2 separate regions of the Homo sapiens genome follow, and region 1 is linked to region 2. Evidence: chromatin loops called from intact Hi-C (ENCODE). Cell type or tissue: gastrocnemius medialis. All regions are shown on one strand. Region 1 holds the start of MAST2 (microtubule associated serine/threonine kinase 2). Region 2 holds the start of PIK3R3 (phosphoinositide-3-kinase regulatory subunit 3).

The links. A loop is a pair of places that touch in the nucleus more often than their neighbours do. Peaks named below come from ENCODE experiments on the same cell type or tissue, not always from the same donor. Only the 100,000 strongest peaks of a DNase experiment are listed, where the experiment ranks them.
Region 1: a loop joins it to region 2, with 3 times the contacts of the local background. A loop is called at or near these places in 2 of 110 quality-filtered maps.

The regions. Positions count from the first base shown.
Region 1 is chr1:45,801,663-45,804,162 of GRCh38, forward strand. It overlaps MAST2 (microtubule associated serine/threonine kinase 2), which reads left to right and starts at 1,950. Exons shown (of 29, transcript NM_015112.3): 1 at 1,950-2,410. The coding sequence starts at 2,234. RefSeq lists a silencer at 1,778-2,217. In gastrocnemius medialis, no CTCF peak of the experiment used is centred here; DNase peaks (open chromatin) are centred at 1,249 and 1,859; H3K4me3 peaks cover 987 bases; H3K27ac peaks cover 2,500 bases.
Region 2 is chr1:46,131,581-46,134,080 of GRCh38, forward strand. The region is part of intron 1 of P3R3URF-PIK3R3 (P3R3URF-PIK3R3 readthrough); the gene reads right to left. PIK3R3 (phosphoinositide-3-kinase regulatory subunit 3) reads right to left here and starts at 1,049. Exons shown (of 10, transcript NM_003629.4): 1 at 267-1,049. The coding sequence starts at 372. It overlaps LOC101929626 (a long non-coding RNA gene), which reads left to right and starts at 1,791. Exons shown (of 3, transcript NR_125987.1): 1 at 1,791-1,810. RefSeq lists enhancers at 312-361, 1,602-1,831. In gastrocnemius medialis, a CTCF peak has its summit at 1,174; DNase peaks (open chromatin) are centred at 371, 1,061, 1,451 and 1,811; H3K4me3 peaks cover 2,402 bases; H3K27ac peaks cover 2,500 bases.

The DNA of each region.
Region 1 (2,500 bases), 330 kb before region 2:
AGCTAATTTTTTGTATTTTTAGCAGAGACAGGGTTTCACCGTGTTGGCCAGGATGGTCTTGATCTCCTGACCTCGTTATCCACCTGCCTTGGCCTCCCAAAGTGCTGGGATTACAGGAGTGAGCCACCGTGCCCGGCCTCATTTAACTGTTTTTTTTTTTTTTTTTTTTTTTTGAGACGGAGTCTTGCTCTGTCACCCAGGCTGGAGTGCGGTGGCACGATCTTGGCTCACTGCAAGCTCTGTCTCCCAGGTTCATGCAGTTCTCAGCCTCCTGAGTAGCTGGGACTACAGGCACCCACCACCACGCCTGGCTAATTTTTTTGTATTTTTAGTAGAGACGGGGTTTCACTGTGTTAGCCAGGATGGTCTCGATCTCCTGAATTCATGATCTGCCCGCCTTGGCCTCCCAAAGTGCTGGGATTATAGGCGTGAGCCACTGCACCCGGTCCATTTAATTGTTTTAAGCAAGCAAGTAACATATAGGAAGAGTCTTGTGAGGGCTTTTTGAAGGATGAGTTTAAAGACAATGAGACTGGCATAAGTGAACCCGTTGAAGGCTTTCTCAGTCAAGTAGGTGAGGGAAGATGAAACTTGAGGTGGTGCCAATGGGACGGAAAGAGGAGGCAGATTGGAGAAATAGTGAGGTTATAGAGGCAATAAGACTTGTTCATTTATTGGATGTGAGGAAAGGACAAGGAAGGAGTCCAGGATGATTTCCAGGTTTCTGGTTGAGGCAACTGGATGGGTGGTAAGGAACTGGGACAGGGAATAGAGGAGCAGGCTGGTGACAGGCCGTAGAGCACATTGGTTATGTGCATCCTCCCGGCCTCCCAGAAGGAATCCATCACTTTTTCCACTTTTATAGGTGTTTCCGCACTGTCTTTCTGTCCGGATCTGGCAGACCTGGGTTTGAGTCCTGGCTCTGGACTTATAAGCTGTGTGATGTTGAGCATATTATGTAATTTGAGCCTATTTCCTCAACTGTAAAATGGAAATACAACTTACTTCTTGTTTGTGTATGTCTGAATTGAATGCACAGTGTGTGGTATGCAGTGGGCACTCCATAGTGTTGGCTATTTTTATTACTCAGAAAGGGGTCAGGGAAGAGGCCCAGGACAAATGGGTGAAGGCTTTAAGCAAGGCTTCTAGGTCAAAAGAGGAAAAACACAACATGTGGCAGACCAGCTGAAGCCAGAGGGAGGCCAGAGCTGAGCTACCACCACATGTTGCTGAGCAGATGAGTCACTGCAGGCAGCAGGTCAGGCTACCCAGGCCACAGCAGACTGGGCTGGGCTCTACACGATGACTTCATTGTATGCCTTTTTTGTCCTCTCCTCCTCCCAGAAGGAATCCATCACTTTTTCCACTTTTATAGGCGTTTCCACACTGTCTTACTGTCCGGAAAGAGCAAACACGGTGGAAAGGGACAGAAGAGCCAGAATTCCGTCTAGTTTGATCACTGATTTGCTGGGTGACCTGGTGCATTTCACTTCGCCTCAGTCTCTTTATCTGTAATATGAGAATGCGCAGATTTGCCTCCTAAGTGTGATGTGAGAATTAGGTGAGAGTTGGCAGGCACTAAATAAAAAAGCATGCATTAGCCTTCTATTCATTAGTTGTGTTATTCTGTCTCCTTCCTGCTCCCGGCCCCTCTCTCCCTAGTTCTTTGAGGACACCGATCGACTCGAACTCATTTTTGGGTCCCCAGCACTGAGCTTGGCCCAGCAGTTTCATGAATGGATGAATGAAAGATTCAATGGGAGTCCGCAGCCGCTGACGGCGCGCCGAGAGCCCCGCTCGCTTCTGGTCCTCCGACTGCGCGCCAGGGCCACGGGCGGGTCCTTTGCGACCGTTCGCTGGCGCGTGCGCGGGAGGCGGCGCGCGGCCGGAGGTGGCGGGCGGGCTCCCGGTGCGCGCGCGTGAGGGGCGGGGCCGGCCGAAGGCTGGCTGTAGGCAGGCGGCTGAGCCGGCGGCGGGTGGCCTGCCCAACGTGTGCTGGGTGGGAGAAGGCGAGGCGTCAGCGATGCTGTCTCTTCCGTGAGGAGCGCAGAGGAGGTCGCGGCGCCGGAGGCCCCAGAAGGCTCGAAGGCGCCGCGGGCTGGGGTCGGTGGCTTAGGGAGCCCGTCCGGCCATGGTGGCCGCGGGTGGTGGTTGGCGCGGCTGCGCTGCGGCCCGGGGCAGTGCGGAGCCGGGACAGTCGCGGCGCTGACGCCCGCGGGCCCCAGCTGCAGATATGAAGCGGAGCCGCTGCCGCGACCGACCGCAGCCGCCGCCGCCCGACCGCCGGGAGGATGGAGTTCAGCGGGCAGCGGAGCTGTCTCAGTCTTTGCCGCCGCGCCGGCGAGCGCCGCCCGGGAGGCAGCGGCTGGAGGAGCGGACGGGCCCCGCGGGGCCCGAGGGCAAGGAGCAGGTAGGGCGGGTTGGGATCCGGGAGGGTGAACCTGAATGGAAGCCGTGGGGGAGGGGATCTTCGGCGGGAGGACCCGGGCTGGAGCTTTGG
Region 2 (2,500 bases):
AATAATGATAATTTTAAAAAGGGGTCTCTCCTCCCACCCCCACTTCCAGCCCCCACCCCCACCTTCGCAGGACAATAGGATCAGGGTCCTAACTGCAAACTTTAAACGTGTAAACCAGAAGCAGTTTTACCGCAGCTGTAACTGCAAATCTCCTCATCCCGAACCTAGCGCACCCAGGAATACTTCTGCCCTGAAAACATCAGCAAGCTCTTGGTAAATACAAATCAGACCCATCACGAGATTCTTTTTTTTTTTCTCCCAAGTACCTGGAGGATCCATTTCAATATAAAATATCAGTTCTGTCGAATAGGGCATCATCACCTCCCTCCAGTCTGCGTCATCGCGGTCCATACTCCACACCGTATTGTACATCGCGCTGTCAGGGGCAGGTCGCCAGGAGATATATAGAAGGCATATATTTTTTATCTGGTATTTAAAAATCTAAAAATATATATCTGCAAAAGTTCCACACGGAAATGTACTTCGGGTTTTCCAACGGCCAGTACCAGTCCGGCCAAACTACCCGAACAGGGTCCTCCCCCTCTCTCCTACAGAACACAACAAAATGCCCCCGAACTTTCAAGCTATGGGCTTTTCTCCTCAGAGGATTACACAGAGGCTTGGGGGACGGAGAGCAGAGGTGTTAAAAAGCGGCTTCCCAAAAATCCTTTCTACACAGTCGCTCTCCGGGGAGAAAAGCTCCCACCGCCTCCAAATCTTTCCGCGGAAGCCACTTTTGTGTCCTTCGAAGGAGGGAGAATGAAGAGGAAAAAAAAGAACACGTTGGGAGAAACCCGGGCAAGTGACAAAGGAAGGCAAAAAAGGGGGCTGGAGATTGCGTTCAAGTTTCGGGGTCCCACTGGTCTGCAGAGAGCGAATCCCCCAGAGGCCGGGACTCGGGCTCCTCTCCGGTCGGTCTCGGAACCGAAGCTGCCGCAGCCTCGGGAATGGGGCCGGCCGGAGAAGTCCAGTCAGCTCGGCTTGTCTGGGCGCTCCCGCCGGGGTGTAAGAACCAACCCGACCGCACCAACTGCCCTCAAGCTCTGCCCGGACTCCAGCCACTAGAGTTTCATTTTAACGGCGCGGAGGGGACACCCTCCCCGCCCCATGCTGCCCACCCGCTGAGGCGCCACCCAACCGCGCCGGGAGGGGGGACAGCAGGCATCACCACCGCCCCTTCCACGCCGTCCCGCCTCGATGTACCGGGATTCTGTCAAGTGCCTGAGAACATGTTCAAAAAGCTGCTCTCCATCTCGACTTTCACGTCTCCCCACCGCTCTCTAGGCTTCGGCTCCCCAATCAGCCATCCGCGCTCTCCCCCAGCCTCAATCAGAATGGTACGATCCGGGCGCTGGCCGCACTCCAGGAGTCAGTGCCGGGAGCACGCGAGCCAGGCGAGGAGGGAGTGGGGCGAGGGAAGAGAGGCAAGGTGGGTGGTGATTGGCTGAGGCCGGTTGCCGGAGCCTGGAGCCTGCGTCTTTTGTCTGCCTTGCTCCTGCGAAGGAGCGGGAGACGGCTGCGCGCCCCAAGCGGGCCAATCAGGAGACAGCCGGCGCCGGCCGGTAAGGCGGCGATTGGTCAGAGCCCAGTTACTAAGCGGGACAAAGGCAGAAGGGGAAAAGAAAAGAGGAGGAAAAAAAAGAAAGAAAGAAAGGAAGAAAACGCAAACGGCGGTTACTGACAGGCTGGGCGAGCGCTCGGGGGCTCAAACTGCCTGGAGACAGGCGGGGCTCCTGCTGAGGCTTGGTCCGCCCGGACGAGTAAGGAGAGGAGCCAGGGAGGACCTGCTGGCGTGAGACGCCTCTGCCCGGTGATTGGCCGCGGGGGAAGGGAGCGGACACAGAGGGGGCACGTTCTGTCACTTGGCGGGGTGCGCGCTCTTCTGGTCCTTAGGAGGTCTCTGGGGAGACTCCTTTCCTACAGACCTCTTCACCTTGCTGGGACAGCCCTCTCCGCACCCTTGACAAGTTGTCAAAGCAATGGTCCCCAAACCCACTTGCCACCTTACCACTCAGGGAGAGGATGTGCCCGTGGCCCCTGCAACCTTCCTGGCTGCTACCTGACCCCACTCCCTGCTTCTCCCCTTGAGCAATTGGACATTTCTGAGGGAGGCATTTCGCAGTTCCTCTGTGCTTCCCACCCAAAGACTTTTGAACCCAGAGGTAACTCCCCACGCCTAAAATAGTGAGAGGTCTCAGCAAGCCCTCCTGCTCGAGTGCTCAAACCAATTAAAAAAAAAAAAAGTCTTGGAATTACAGTGCATGTGTAATTTCTAAGATAAGTCACAGGTGTTGGAATCTCTCACCAAAAGGGCTCTATTCTGTTTCCCTGACAGACCCTCTTCCTCACATACTCATTCCCACCCCCAAAGCTTAAATCTGGGAGATTGGCTTCACTATGAAAATGCTGAATATTTCCATGCATTTCAGAAACAGCTAATTAACTTGCTGGGGAACACTGAATAGCTAAAAGCAGATTTGTGTCTCCTGAAGATTGTGCC